Linked DNA regions of Homo sapiens: region 2 is linked to region 1. The links are chromatin loops, found by intact Hi-C in ENCODE. Cell type or tissue: GM12878. All regions are shown on one strand.

Region 1 (8,000 bases):
GTGCCAAGTGGCAGGGATAAACTATGAGCAGTGGGACCAACTCGTTCTTTACCCTCATGCACTGAACAGCCCCACAGGTGACAGCGGGTCTAGGATCACCGTCTCCCCACCCCGGGTACACCCTGTCAAAAGTGGAAGGGGCAGAGCCAGTGACTTGTTGCTCACCAGATTCTTGGCCCCACGCTCAGCCCTTTGGTCCTAAAGATTCTGTAAGTAGCAACAAATACCAGAGGCGGGCAACTGGGAGGGAAAGCAACCTAGAGGGAAAGGAGTCCGGGGACCGAGGGATGTGAGCCCTGGCTACAACTCCAGGACAGGAGGGAGAGAATGCAACTCAGCCTGTCCCTCTGTGCATTTGTGGTATGCACTAACGCTGTCTGCACACATGCAGCTACCAACCAAGCCAGACTGGTGGGGTTCCTAAAGGTCCTGAGGCCCGCCCACAGCCCCCTTTGCCTCCATTTCCCCAGTTATCAATGAAGAAGTGCATACATTCCTCTCTTTCCCCTCCTTTCCCCATCTCCTTGGCTCGGTGAAGAGGGAGGCAGTACTCCTAATGTCTGAGGCTCTGCCATCCTCCACTCATTTCCAGGGTGTCAGCACCTTACCCAATGCCAATCCCAGGCTCCCTGTATGCCTTTCCTCCCCGGGCACCGAGGCCTGGCTGCCTGCCCACCTTGCACACATCACCAGCCTTCCTTGCGCATGGCTTTGCTGACCAGTCCCTGCTCCCTGCTCAGGCGCTAGAGATTGGCGATGTCTGCAGGCTGAGAGCTGCCTGGCAGGCAGGGAGACTGGTACATCTATCTGTCAGCTTTGCCATCCTGTACCTGGGCAATTCCCTATGACAGACTGCTGTACAGGGTCCCTCCACCTCAGTGTCCAGAGACGTCACCAGGCCAGAGCACACCCACTGAGCGCCTACTGTGTACCAGAGCCCGGGATGCCCCCACACCGGGTCTACTCCCGCTTCATCTTTAAGTCAAACCGCAAGGCAGGTTGTGCTGACCGCCCCCCTCTAAACACGAGCCAGGGTCAAATTTGGGATGAAGTGTGTAGAAAGTAAAAGTTCCTCTTCAAAGTTTCCCTTCTTGTTAAAAATAAATCATAAGGGTTAGAAATAATAGTTTCTTTTAAAGACTAGCTTTATGCTAGACATGCTCACAGGCATGTAATATATTCTATGTCCTTGTACTTTAACCAAGACATCTGTGCTGGACGTGATCACAGGCATGTCCCAGCTCACAGCCCATGCCCCTTCCTTATTTGGGAATGTTATTACTTTTCTAAGTCCTTTCGTAAGCAACTTCCTCTTTTCCTTTATCCTTCCATTACTTTTACCTATTTAGAAAATTTCTTTTTTTTTTTTTTTTGAGATGGAGTCTTGCTGTCTCCCAGGCTGGAGTGCAGTGGCACGATCTCGGCTCAGTGCAAGCTCCGCTTCCCGAGTTCACGCCATTCTCCTGACTCAGCCTCCTGAGTAGCTGGGACTACAGGCACCCGCCACCACACCCGGCTAATTTTTTGTATTTTTAGTAGAGACAGGGATTCACCATGTTAGCCAGGATGGTCTCGATCTCCTGACCTCGTGATACGCCCGCCTCGGCCTCCCAAAGTGCTGGGATTACAAGCGTGAGCCACCGCGCCTGGCCGAAAAGTTTTAAACTGTTAGCCAATCAGGTTTTAGTTTAGATTGTGCGGTCTGGCTCCTGCCAATGGAGACAGGACGCAGTAGCTGGGACAAACTGCGTGAGGAATAAAAATTGCTTCCCTCCTTTGTTCGGATGTGCTCTCGCCATTATTCCATCTGCGATGAGCACCCTTTCTGCAGAAAGTACAAAAGGCCTTGCTGAGAGGATTAAATTTATGTTCAAGTGCTATTTCTTTGCAGCACCGGGGAACAAGCATTTACATATAACAGTGTGTCTAGGGGCAGGGATGGCCTTTCTGTGAACTCCTGGTCAGTGCTGGTCCCTGTATCTAGGATGTTGTCCTCTCTGATTTCCAGTCTGGAATGCTGGACCCGGCCAGGGGGAGAGGGTCTTAGCCAAGGGCCCCCTGGCTCTGGGGTCCTGAACACGGCCTCTGTTTCTCCATCCACATGATGTGGAAATAGATGGCCTGGTCCCATTCTGGCCCCTGTGAAATGAGAGGAGGTTCTGGAAAGGTGCCTTATCTAGAGCCACGCAGTCACTGGGAGGATTGCAGCAGCAGCTCGCTCCAAAGATTTAGGGTAGAGCCCAGGCTTACCACTTCTGCCTGTCACAAAGGGCTCCAGGCTTTCCCCACTAGCCCCCTTGGTAGCCTCAGCAGGGTTCACCGCACACAGCTGCTGCTGTCATTATGACTTTAGGTCTCTCTGCACCACTCAGGTGCATGTTCTGCAAGGGCAGAGGTCTCATCTGCTATGTTCTGCAGAATCCCCTAAGCCCGGTACAACTCTGGGGACAGAGCACGGGCTTCATGGGCTGTTGTTTGAAGATATGGATGGAGGAAGGCTTTATGCACACTATGTTCCTGGCACTGTTACAGCAGTGGGTATGCAGCAGGTGCTTAACAGAGACTTGCCAGAAGACTAAATGAATCAGCTGGGGAGTCAGGCTGGTATCTTTTTTTTTTCTTTTTTAGACAGAGTGTGACTCTGCCTCCCGGGCTGGAGTGTGGAGTGCAGTGGCACAATCTTGGCTCACTGGAGCCCCTGTCTCCTGGGTTCAAGCGAATCTTGTGCCTCAGCCTTCTGAGTACCTGGGATTACAAGCACGTGCTCCAACACCTGGCTAATTCTTTGTATTTTTAGTACAGACAGGGTTTTGCCATGTTGGCCAGGCTGGTCTCAAACTCCGGGCCTCAAGTGATCCATCCACCTCTGCCTCCCAAAGTGCTGGGATTATAGGTGTAAGCCATTGCGCACGGTCAGAGTGACATCTTTTGTTTCAAGCCTGGAGCATTAAGTAATGACGGAAAGTAGGGAATTGCTCAAGAAACAAAAGGACGGGGCAGGTCACAGGGACACAGGGCCAACCTGGAAAGAGCACCCAGTGGCCAAAGCTGGGATGATTAGAACAACAAAATAAATAATGTAGCATTGGATTATGACCCAAAGTATGACATAAATATACATCAGTTCATAGTGATTGAATAAATGGTGGAGAGACAGATCTTCCTTAGAGAAGAATGGAAGAATCCCAAGTGACATGTAGTACTGTCCCCCTCCAGGAGGTGGAGCTAAAACCTTTGCCCTGTGAGAGTGCAATGTGCTTAGTGCCTCTCTTCTCTCTCCCAAAGAACAGAGTACCGAGTAGGGGAACAGCAACGTCACAGTGCAGGTGCCTGGTGGGCGTGACCCCGGGCGATGAGGTCTCATGGGCTGCATGGGTCCCTGCTGTGACGAACGTGAGCAGAAGGCACTTGGCTTCACGGTCTTCTCTCTAGACTGATCAGGAGCAAACCTCAGACAGCCCCAGATGGGGGTGCATTCTGCAGAATACCCCATCCGTGCTTCTCAAACCTGTCTCGGTCATAAACAGCAAGAAAAGATTGATAAACTGTCAGAGATGGGAGGGAACTCACACCTCAGTGCAAAGCAGTGCCCTAGGTTGGATTCCGAACAGAAAAAGGGCATTGGCAGGCAGACTGGTGAAATCCAAATGTAACCTGAGTTTAATTAATAGCAATGTACCAGCCGAGTGTGGTGCTGCACTCCTGTAATCCCAGTACTTTGGGAGGCTGAGGCAGGAGGATCACTTCAGGCCAGGAGTTCAAGGCTGCAGTGAGCTTTGATTGCACCACTGCATGCCAGCCTGGGTGGTAGAGTGAGACCCTGTCTAGAAAAAAAAATAGCAATATATCCATGTCAGTTTCTTTATTATTATTAAATATATGCTATTTCATATATACCTAATGTACTATTTAAGGAATAGTTTGGGGGTTTTTTTTGAGACAGAGTCTCGCTCTTGTCACCCAGGCTGGAATGCAATGGCATGATTTCAGCTCACTGTAACCTCCGCCTCCCAGGTTCAAGTGATTCTCCTGCCTCAGCCACCCGAGTAGCTGGGATTATAGGCATGTGCCACCATGCCCGACTAATTTTGTATTTTTAGTAGAGATGGGGGTTTCGCCATGTTGACCAAGCTGGTCTCAAACTCTTGACCTCAAGCGATCCACCCACCATGTCCTCCCAAAGTGTTGGGATTACAGGCGTGAGCCACCGCACCCGGCCATAATTAATACTTAAATATAGACTATTTAAAGCGCAGGCTGGGCACAGTGACTTACATCTGTAATCTTAGAGCTTTGGGAAGCTGAGACGGGAGGATTTCTTGAGCCCAGGAGTTTGAGGCTACAGTGAGCTATAATGGCACCGCTGCACTCCAGTCTGGGTAACAAAGTGCGACCCTGTTTGTAATCATAATAATAATGTGCACCATGTAACGTTGTGAAATGCTTACAACAGTCAAACAAATGAGCATGTCCATCGTCTCACATAGTTGCCCCCTCTGTGTGCGTGCTGAGAGCCCCTAAAATCTACTCTCAGTAAGTTTTCGGTATACAATACATTATTATTGATGACTATAGTCCTCACGCTGGACTTTAGATCTTTAGACTCATTCATCCTGTGTAACTTTAACTTTGTACCCTTTGGCCTCCATCTCAATCTCCACCACCTGCAAGCCCCTGTAACCACTGTTCTACTGTTTCTATGTATTTGACACCTTTTTTTTTTTTTTTTGAGATGGAGTCTCGCTCTGTTGCCCAGTCTAGAGTGCAGTGGCTCGATCTCGGCTCACTGCAACCACTGCCTCCCAGGTTCACCCCATCCTCCTGCCTCAGCCTCCCGAGTAGCTGGGACTACAGGCTCCCGCCACCATGCCCAGCTAATTTTTTTTTTTGAATTTTTAGTGGAGATGCCGTTTCACCTGTTAGCCAGGATGGTCTTGATCTCCTGATCTCGTGATCCGCCTGCCTCGGCCTCCCAAAATGCTGGGATTACAGGCGTGAACCACCGTGCCCGGCCGTATTTGACACTTTTAAAAAATATTTTGGCCAGGTGCTGTGGCTCATGCCTGTAATCCCAACACTTCGGAAGGCCGAGGCGGGTGGATCACTTGAGGTCAGGAGTTCAAGACCAGGCTGGCCAACGTGGTGAAACACTGTCTCTAGTAAAATACAAAAATTAGCCAGGCGTGGTGGCACGCACCTGTAATCCCAGCTACTCAAGAGGCTGAGGCAGGAGAGTCACTTGAACCCAGGAAGGGAGGTGGAGGTTGCAGTGAGCAAAGATACCACCACTGCACTGCACTCCAACCTGGGCAACAGAGTGAGGCTCCATCCCCACCCCCACCCGCAAAAAAAAATTTCATATATACATGAGATCATGCAGTACTTTTCCTTCTATGTTTGGCTTATTTCATTTAGCATAATGTCTTCAGGTTCATCTATGTTGTCGCATAGGCAGGATCTCCTTTTTTTTTGAGTCAGAGTTTCACTCTTGTTGCCCAGGCTAGAGTGCAATGGCATGATCTTGGCTCACTGCAGCCTCTGCCTCCTGGATTCAAGCGATTCTCCTGCCTCAGCCTCCTGAGTAGGTGGGATTACAGGCATCCGCAACCACGCCTGGCTAATTTTTTGTATTTTTAGTGGAGACAGGGTTTCTCCATGTTGGCCAGGCTGGTCTTGAACTCCTGGCCTCAGGTGATCTGCCCGCCTTGGCTTCCCAAAGTGCTGGGATTACAGGTGTGAGCCACCGTGCCCAGCCAGAATCTCCTTTTGAAGAGCTGGAAATATTCCATTGCATGTGTAGACCACAGTTTCCTTATCTAGGCCTCTGTCAGTGGACACTTAGGTGGATTCCATGCCTTGGCTATTGCGAATAGTGCCGCATTGAACATGGGAGTGCGGGTATCTCTATGAAGTGCTTATATTTCATCTCCTTTGGCTATATTCCCAGAAGAGAGATTGCTGGATCATATGGTGGTTCTACCTTTAGTTTTTTGAAGGGCCTCCATACTGTTTTCCATAATGATGGTACCGATCTACATACCCATCAACAGTGTACAAATGTACCTTTCACCACAGCCTTGCTCACATTTATCCCTTGTCTTTTGGTTACAGCCATCCTAACGTGTGAAGTGATATCTCATTGTGGTTTTAATTTGCTGCCATGGTCAGTTCGCACTGCTATTACAAAATATCTTAGACTGGGTACTTTATAAACAACAGAAACTGATTGCTCACAGTTCTGGAGGCTGGGTAGTCCAAGATCAAGGCACCAGCTAACTGAGGATCTGCTAAGTGTCCATTCCTCAGATGGCACCTTCTTTGTGCTCTCACATGGTGAAAGGGGTGAACAAGCTCTCTCATGCCTCTCTTACAAGGGCATTAATCCCCTTTAAGAGGGCAGAGTCCTTACGATCTGATCACCCCCAAAGGCCCTACTTTTTTTTTTGTATGGATGGACTCTCTCTCTGTCACCCAGGCTGGATTGCGATGGCACGATCTTGGCTCACTGCAACCTCCACCTCCCAGGCTCACGCAATTCTTCTTCTTCAGCCTCACAGGCAGCTGGGATTACAGGGGCGCACCACCACGCTTGGCTAATTTTTGTATTTTTAGTAGAGATGGGGTTTCAGCATATTGGCCAGGCTGGTCTCGAACTCCTGACTTCGTGACCTGCCCACCTTGGCCTCCCAAAGTGCTGGGAATACAGGCGTGAGCCACTGCACCCAGCCGGCCCCACTTCTTAATGCCATCGTCTTGGGGATTGGGTTTCAACCTATGAATTTTGGGGAAACACAAACATTCAGACCCTGGCGTTTGCATTTCTGCATTTCTGTCATCATTGGTGATGTTGGGCACCTTTTCATAGACCAGTTGGCCATTGTGTGTGTGTGTACACCTTTAGTCTTATTGTAACAAAGCAACTTGTACACATTTTCCTTTTTAATTTAGATATTGGGTCTCGCTTTGTCACCAAGGCTGGAGTGCAGTGGCACAATCATTGCTTACTGCAGCCTTGAGCTCCTGGGCTCAAGTGAACCTCCCAACCTCAGCCTCCTGAGTAGCTGGGACTACAGGCACATACCACCATACCTGGTTAGTTTTTTACATTTATTTTTTGCAGAGATGGGGTCTCACTATGTTGCCCAGGCTGGTCTCAAACTCCTAGACTCAAGCAATCCTCCTGCCTTGGCTTCCCAAAGTGCAGGGATAACAGGTGTGAGCCACCATGCCCAGCCTTTACAATAATTTTTTTAGAGGCAAGGTCTTGCTATATTGCCCAAACCAGTCTTGAATTCCTGGCCCCCTCAGTCTCCCAAGTAACTGGGATTACAGGTGTACACCACTGCACATTTAAAACTGAGCATTGGCCGGGCGCTGTGGCTCACGCCTGTAATCCCAGCACTTTGGGAGGCCAAGGCGGGCGGATCACGAGGTCAGGAGATCGAGACCATCCTGGCTAACGTGGTGAAACCCCGTCTCTACTAAAAATACAAAAAAATTTAGCCAGGCATGGTGGCAGGCGCCTGTAGTCCCAGCTACTCGGGAGGCTGAGGCAGGACAATAGCGTGAACAGTGAGCCGAGGTCGTGCCACTGCACTCCAGCCTGGGCGACAGTGCGAGACTCCGTCTCGAAAAAAAAAAAACCAACTGAGTATCACCTGTCCTTTCCAGTGAAACAGAAGGAAATTTTTAAAATAAACAGGAAGAAAATTACAATAGAAAATGTCAATTCCAAATAAGATCTTACCGGTTCTGCTGATTCTCCCATTGATTGGCAGGGCTCAAGTAATCATTAGGAGATAATTCATTTTTAAAGTATCATCTTAAACTGCAAGGATATCTGTTAAATGTCACAATTAAACATCCATTGGCAATTTTTGTCTTCTTTGAAAACTGTCTATGCAGGTTCTTTGCCCATTTTTAACTGGGATATTTGTGGGATTTTTTGCTATTGAGTTATATAAGTTCCTTATATATTTTGGATATTAATCCCTTATCAG
Region 2 (8,000 bases), 310 kb after region 1:
CAGAGGCCAGACCAGAGAGGGGTTGGTGAATGGGGGATGGCCTGCTGCCCCTTCTCCAAAGGACCTTCTCCAAAGGACCTGGCCTGGCGGAAGAGTCAAGGCCACATCCAGACAGGCCCAGCAGGCGCCCCGAGAGGGTTTCCGTAGCATCGCACGTGTCTCACTGCGTCCCAGTGTGGCCAGTGCAGACACGGCAGGGTGGGAGCCATGTGTTGTGAAGCCCCCCCCTCTGCACACACCTGGTGCATGGACTGGTTCCGGGAGCCTGGCTAGAGAAGGGCCAAACGTCTGGGCCTGAGTTCTGGGCTTAGGTCTCCCCTCTCTGTGGGCGGGGGTACAGGTGGGTGGGTTCAGGCTTTCCTCGGGGAGGGCTCTCCCATCGCCCTGTCGCCCTCCCAGGAGTGCACACTGAAGGTCCAGGATGGAAAATTTAAGCTGCAAGACCTGCTGGTGGTCCCCATGCAGAGGGTGCTCAAATACCACCTGCTCTTGAAGGTGAGGCTCTGGGCCCCGGGTGCCTGCGGGGTCATCACTGCTGGAGTCAGATGAGGGCTGGCAGCTTCCAGGGGGTATAGGTTGCAGCCCACAGACAGATTAAGTTGAATATAGACAAGTCAGTTCATGCTTAGCTCATAATCACCGCTCAATGCATGTGATGGCCGATTATCACAGTAAATACACAGAGGAAAATGATGAGTCCAATCACTAAAGAGGTCAGAAAACTGAAAGAGACAGAAAAGCGTCCTCACACCAGGAATAAGAAAGCTACTGTGGTTGGTCTCTGAGCTTCCTGGTGGCCATGGCAGAAATGGACATGGAAGGGCTTCAGGAAAGCCAGACCTGGGAGGGAAGGCGGTGGTTTCTGCCCGGCACCTTGCGAGGCCCTTTTCCCGTGGAATGCTGGCACAGCGCCTTGCTTTTTGCTGCCTTCATGGCCCTTCTCACGGTCACTCCCTTCCCTTATCCACAAGGTTTGGGAGCGCCCCTGCCAAGAAGTGGGGTATCCCCTGTGGAGGAGTCACTCTCTGTCCTTTGGTGTCGGGCAGCCAAACCCAGCCTGGCTGGCGGGTGGGGGTGGCTTTCTTCTGAGGACTTGGTTCTGTGCACACCTCCTGCCCCAGGTAGGGGCCAGGGCAGAGGCCAGAACCCCCGAGTGGTAACACATGACACTCTTCTCACCCTTCCAGGAGCTTCTGAGCCATTCTGCGGAACGGCCTGAGAGGCAGCAGCTCAAAGAAGCACTGGAAGCCATGCAGGTGTGTGGGTAAACTGAGGCAGGGGAGAAGCCACCGTCTGGCTTAGCCCGTGTTCTTGGACTGGAATTGGGCTCATTAACGAGCCTCAGTTTTGACTGTGGACAGTTTCCTGGGACAGCAGGAGTTGGGGCAGGGCAGGGCAGGGCAGTGGGTGAGACCCACAGGAGGTAGAGGTGACGGGTGGAGGGCACTGCAGGTCAGGTGCCCCCTCAGGTGTCCCGAGTCCTAACCTCACCTGTCCAACAAGACCTCCCTTGAGCCTCCCCTCCCCCTGCTTTTCCCCCAGGCATTGGCCTCCATTCTGGGCTTTCTGGCCCAGTGCTTCTCACTCCCAGCACTGAGGCTTCTGCTTCTAAAATGCCACCTCCGGTGCCATCTCTCAGCTACCTGCCTGGGGAGCTCCTTCGCTCCTGGCTGTTTCGAGGGCCCCCAGCCAGCCATGCCTCCCTCTCTCCCCTTGTCCGGGTGAGCTCAGCTCATGCCACTCCCTTGCTCAGAAACCTTCCGTGGCTCCCTCTGCCCATGAAGCAGGCATGGGCTCCTCACTCTGGCACTCCCGGCCTTCTGCAGGATACTTGCCCCTGATGTCGCAGCTGTGTTCAGCACAGTTCCAGGCAGGTTTGATCCCTCCCAGGCTCCTGCACGTGCCCTGCACTTCCCCGGCTCCGGGTGTTGGCTCAGGTGCACCCTCCTCCTCGTCACCTGGCCACGTCCTGCTCATCCTGCCTTCACTGTGGACAGAACGTTTTCCAGGGAGGATCGCCCCCCACTGGGTTCTGTCCTCAGGGAACTGGCTTCCTCGTGGGTGGCACTCTTCCTCCTGGACACACTTGTTCGTGCCATCTCCTTCCCAGCCAGGCATGTGTCAGCCATAGTCACCTGTGTCCCCAGGCCAGGCACAGCACCTGGCATGTGGTAGGTCCCCTCCAGCTGCATCTGGGTGGAGGGATGACGACCCCCCCCACATCTCCCTCGTCGGGAGCACAGGACACCTCTGCCAGCCCCCCTCAGGGCTGCAGTCCTGCCCTCTGACACCTGGCCCCTGCCCTCTGGGCAGCCCCCCTGGGCTTTGGGCCCCCTTTTCCTTTCCCAGGTACCTCATTTAAGGAGCTCCCTCTGGGTGGGGGAGGGGCTGTAATCTGTCTCTGTCTATAGCTGCTGTTGGGCTGGGACGGGAGTGGGGCCAGTGCTTGGCCGCCGGTGCTAAGAGGTTCTCTGAGCAGGGCTTGTGCTCGGGGAGAAATTTACTCCAAATCCTGTGGGCACTCGTGTGTGGGCACGGGAGGTGGTCCCAGAGACCTTCAGATTCCCGCTCGGCTGCACTGGGCAGCGAGCACCCTGAGGAATGCTCCAGGAAAGCCTCCTGCCATGACGGGCTGACAGAACTTTCTCGGTGTCAGCTCTGCAGCCCCCAAGCCGCCCCTCTCCAACACCTGCTCTGGCCTGTCTGCTGTGAGCCACGGTGTGTGAGCCAGCGTGGATGCGTCCTCGGGGGCTCTGAGACAGTGACAGCAGGTGCAGTGGGCCGTGCACCCGGGCCCTGAGTGTGGTCTTGCGTTTCATACTCTCAGCACTCGGTGTCTGGCTGGCGAGTGGCTCTGAGCCCCTCGACGGGATGGTTTCCCAGGAGTGTAGCTCACGGTGCTGCACAAAGTACTCGGTGACTTGCGGGTGTGCGTCTGCCTTTCTGAGAGCCACCGAACCTCATCATGAAACTTCAGGGCTGGGGGGATTTTAGAAGTCTTTTGATCCATTCCCAATTTATATAGGAAGTCATTCATGCAGCCACTATGGGAGTCGTCGCTGTACCTGGGCTTGATTTCCCCTAGGGACTGAGGGCTCACTCCTTGTACGGCAGCGTCTTTGAGAATCAGCCCCCGTGCCGCTGTGGGCCTGAGGTTTGTCTCCAAGGGAATTGCGGTTTTAGGTCCAAGCTCCATGAGCTGACTGCAGTCCTGCCTCTGTATCAAAGTACAGACATTTCCCTCACCTGCTCATTCATTCGGGCAACTTCCATCTGTTCCTATTTCATGCCAGGCATTGGGCCAGGTGCACGCAGGGGCCGCGGTGGTCACAGTTGTAATGTTTCTGCCTTTGGGAGGGGGGTGGTCCTGAGCTCCAGACTTGCTACTGGGGTCCTTGTCTCTGGGAATTTATTCCTTATTTTAAAGGCAAGTGGACAACGACAAGAAAACGGAACACCCCTTTCAGACAGCGTGCTGCAGCCTCCCCAGGAAGTTCCCTCCTGCGGGGTGGGTGGGGAGCCAATGGTGAGGTCTTCTAGGAACGAGGAAGGGCGGGAGGGATGGGAACCTGCTGAAGACCTGGCTCTGGCTCTGGCTCTGGCCCTGGCTGGTCACTTGCATTTTGGGGAATTCCACCCGCTGCTCTCGGGGGGCAGGGCCAGGACCGCCCACGTGGCCGGCTCCCTTGGGTTCCGCTGTGGGCCAGGTCTGGACACTGCGTTTTCTGGACTGAAGTGGGCACTGCTCTCTGGTGGCCAGCACGAGGATTGCAGCACGGCAGGCAGGCGCCGGAGTGGGGGTGGCCAGACCCGTGGAGAGAGGGACTTCCTGACCCCTCATTCTGTCCAGGCTCCAAGGGGAGGCTGTGGCTTAGAGAGGCTGGGGAGGGGGAAGCTTCCCAAGAACAGGGACATAGGTCAGCCCAAGTCTAGGTGGCTCTTATGTGGCCTGATGTGGCTCCCACACACAGGGCTGCTTCCCTCTATTAGGATGTTTAAGAGGGACCACGTGATGGGGTAGAAAGAAGTGGCACCAGCCAGGAGTTTGGGGCTCTTGGCATCATCACTGACGAGGTGTGGCTCTCGGTCAGTGTGTTCCCTTTCCTGCCTCAGTTTCCTCATCTGTCATGCAGAGGTGATGTTTTTCAGCCCTCCTGTCTCGAGGGCGGCCTCCCCGGCAGGATGGAGGAAGAAGGTCCAGAAACGCCCGGTGCCTGGATGCTGGGTGGGGGGTGGGGGGGGGGGTCCCTTGGGGGCTGAGCTCCTGCATGTATGTGCGTGCATGCACACACACGCTCACACACACACACCCTGCACAGCACAGCTTGCTCACACACACAACCACACAGTCAGACACACCCCACCCGGCACAACCTGCTCACATACACACACACAATAACACACACCCAATCACACGCACCCCACTCAGCATAACCTGCTCACACAATCACACACACAATCACACACACCCTACCCAGTACAGCCCACTCAGACACACATGTTCTCACACAATCACTCATACACATACACACCACAGCACAGCCCGCTCACACACACACACACATGCACCCCACCCAGCACAGCTCACTCACACATACACACAATCACACACACATACCCCACCCAGCACAGCTCGCTCACATACCACACACCCCACCCAGTACAGCCCGCTTATACACACAGTCACACACACCCCAACCAGCACAACCAGCTCACACACACAGTCACACACACCCCACCCAGTACAGCCCGCTTACACACACACAGTCACACACACCCCACCCAGCACAACCCGCTCACACACACCCCACACAGTACAGCCCGCTCACACACACATGCTGTCTCACACACACACACCACAGCACAGTCCGCTCACACATGCTCACACACACACACCCCACCCAGCACAGCTCATTCACACACAGTCACACACCCCCCACCCAGCACAGCCCGCTCACATGCACACACACCCCACCCAGTACAGCCTGCTTACACACACAGTCACACACACCCCACCCAGCACAGCCCGCTCACCTCTGCCTCTTGTTTTCAAGGACTTGGCGATGTACATCAATGAAGTTAAACGGGACAAGGAGACCTTGAGGAAAATCAGCGAATTTCAGAGTTCTATAGAAAATTTGGTGAGTGAGACTGACTCTTCAGGCTAGGGAAGGTCGATGAGGACGTACCTATAAAGTCACGTTCACAGCCCCAGTATTGAGTGAGCTCCATGGGCAGCCACACCATGGCTGCCTGTTGAGAGGCTGGTGCCCGGCAACTTCTGAGTTTGATCTCAGACCCCCAGCATCCACGCTTCCTTGCCCACGACAGCCAACCCAAGTGCCCTGTGCACTGAAGACTGCCTGTGCTCGGGGGGAGGGGGACGGGGAGGGGAGGGGACAGGGGAGGGACTGTATTCATTGCCCAGCCCCCCTTCTCCCCCAAGCCTAGACAGAAGACCCCTTCAAGTCCAAGAGGAGAACTGTGTCTCCCAGGGGCAGGAGACGCCCCCTGGTTCGTGGACCCCTGGCCCACCCTCACCTTGACTCTCCCCTCCAGGGGCAATGGACAGGGTTTGGGCCCAGGCTCGGTGGGGCCGGCAGTCGCCTCTGCTCCTCGGACCCCATCAGGCAGGGCTGCCACCTCCTGGGGCTCCCCAGAGTCTGGCCCTGCAGAGGCCAGGCTTGGGCTACCGAGTCAGTCACCTCGTCCTGCCTGGGGAGAGGGGATGCGCCACCCCAGGAAGCAAACTCCCTGGTCTGTGCTGACCGGAGCCGACTTCCCGAGGATCTGCTGGTTCTAACCTGGGCTTCTCCACCTCAGCACTGCTGACGTCTGGGGCTGGATCATTCTTGGTTGTGGGACCTGCCCCTGTGCGTTACAGGATGTGGAGCAGTGTACCTGCCTGCCACCCACCAGACACCAGTAGCACCCCCACCCCCTCAAGTAATGCCAACCAGATATGCCTCTGGACATTACCAGAGGGTCCTTTGGGTGGCAAAATTACCCCTGGTGGTGAATCACAAACATTTTCACCCTGGTGATTTCACTGACATGAAGCTGGCAGGGGAAGGTCCCCGATGGCCAGGCCACACCCACCCGGTGCCAGCAGCACAAAGAGAATGCCCTCCGCGAACGTGGGGCACGGAAAAGCACCTGCGATACGTCGGCGATGAAAGAAAAAAAAAATAAGCTTCTGAAGGGCATTATGATACTGCCCCCTTCATCTTTCATTTTAGAAAGAAATTAAAATGTGTGGGTGCAGAGGAGGCCAAGGACGGCCGCACCCTGCACCATCAGCACCTGGCGGGTCCGTGCTGCCGTGAGCTCCTGCGCGAGGCGGTCACAAATGCGTACAGTGAGCAGGACGTGAGGAGAAAAGTTCGTTTTGTTTTGTTTTTTAAGTTTTTACATAGAAGTAATACTTGTTCATTAAACAGCAAGAACAGGCTGGGCGCGGTGGTCATGCCTGTAATCCCAGCACTCTGGGAGGCTGAGGTGGAAGGATCACTTGAGGTCAGGAGTTCGAGACCAACCTGGCAAATGTGGTAAAACCCTGTCTCTACTAAAAATACAAAAATTAGCCAGGCGTGCTGGCGGGTGCCTATAATCGCAGCTACTTGGGAGGCTGAGGCAGGAGAATCTCTTGAACCCGGGAGGCAGAGGTTGCAGTGAGCCACGATTGCGCCACTGCACTCCAGCCTGGGTGACGTAGTGAGACTATCTCAAAAACGACAACAACAAGAATAAAACAGCATGGCCAGCAGGCGTCGAGCATCCCCATGAGCCAGGCCCTGTACCCAGTCCTGGCTCTGAATCCCATTGCCACAGGGAAGGTGGTGAGAGCTGAGATCAGAGGCCTGGAGCAAGTTGACTGGGACTATGTGACACCAAAGCTGTCCTTGCAGCCTCTGGGGCTGAGACCTTGGAAGGAGACACTGAGCCTGTGCCTCGAGCACCTCCCAGGCAGGGCCCTGTTCGTGTCTTGAAGCATTTTCCTCCACCTTTTCCTGTCTGTGTGGACACTTTGAAAGCCACGCAGGGAACATGTCAAGAGAAGCTCTCTCTGAATCAGAAGAGTCACAGAGACAAAACCAGACAGACAACGAAAATGAACCTCAGCGAACCACACAGGGGTCTGAGTCGAAGCCTCACCCTTGGCAGGACCCCGGCCCCACCCGCCCTGCAGCAGATAGGCGCTGTTTGTTCTCTCCTGAACGTGGGGCTTGGGCTTCTGGCTTTTCCGACCGGGTCCCGCTTGGGGCTCCACACAGCGGCGGCCTCTGTGAACACAACCGGCACCGTCAATCGCCCTTTGTCCCCAGAGCTGAAGGGAGCCCCTTGGCAGGGCTGGCCAGGAAAGGGAGAGAAGCTGCCAGGCCCAGTCCCTTCCCGGTCTTCTGCACCCTCCCTCGTCCATCCTGAGCACCAGCTGGGAGCCACAGGGGCTGTTTCCCTTCGTCCCGCCTCTGCTGCCTGTGGGGAGTTCCCTTGGGTGCACGACAGTCTGCCCTGCCCGTGCGGTCAGGAGAACTGGGGCTGCTCCAGCCCCGGCTGACGGCCCCTCTCCTTCTTCCCAGCAAGTGAAACTGGAGGAATTTGGAAGACCAAAGATTGACGGGGAACTGAAAGTCCGGTCCATAGTCAACCACACCAAGCAGGACAGGTGAGCAGGGCGCGTGTTGTGGGCTGGGTGGCGTCCCGCCAGGGTCTGGCTCTCCCTCCCAGGGAGCCACTCCTAAGTGGCTCTGGAAGCCAGGCCTTCCTGTGGAAAGAGCTGCCTGGCGGTGGCTTTGTGTTGTTCAGTTTTAATTGCTTCCTTCCTTCTCGTCAGCGAGCGGGCGCCACAGCAGTGGGGCTTTTGTGCCTGTGGCGGGCACCAGGCTGGGCTGGGGCAGCCAAAGATGAGGGCCAGGCCCCTCACTGCCAATGCTCAGCCTCCAGGAACCCAAGACAGGCCCAGAGTGGTCGGATGGGCTCTTTGCCAAATGACTGCCGGA

What was found. A loop is a pair of places that touch in the nucleus more often than their neighbours do. Peaks named below come from ENCODE experiments on the same cell type or tissue, not always from the same donor. Only the 100,000 strongest peaks of a DNase experiment are listed, where the experiment ranks them.
Region 2: it touches region 1 in a loop (3-fold over the local background); 42 of 110 quality-filtered maps call a loop at or near these places.

What each region holds. Positions count from the first base shown.
Region 1 is chr9:134,094,585-134,102,584 of GRCh38, reverse strand. No RefSeq gene overlaps it. Among named protein-coding and RNA genes, the nearest start is that of BRD3, 31 kb to the right of the region's middle. RefSeq lists a silencer at 1,072-1,272. In GM12878, a CTCF peak has its summit at 3,220 (motif pointing right); a DNase peak (open chromatin) is centred at 3,214.
Region 2 is chr9:133,788,924-133,796,923 of GRCh38, reverse strand. VAV2 (vav guanine nucleotide exchange factor 2) reads left to right here. Exons shown (of 30, transcript NM_001134398.2): 11 at 400-495; 12 at 1,188-1,256; 13 at 5,055-5,141; 14 at 7,581-7,666. Among named protein-coding and RNA genes, the nearest start is that of SARDH, 55 kb to the right of the region's middle. RefSeq lists an enhancer at 3,856-3,905. In GM12878, a CTCF peak has its summit at 3,760 (motif pointing left); no DNase peak of the experiment used is centred here; H3K27ac peaks cover 621 bases.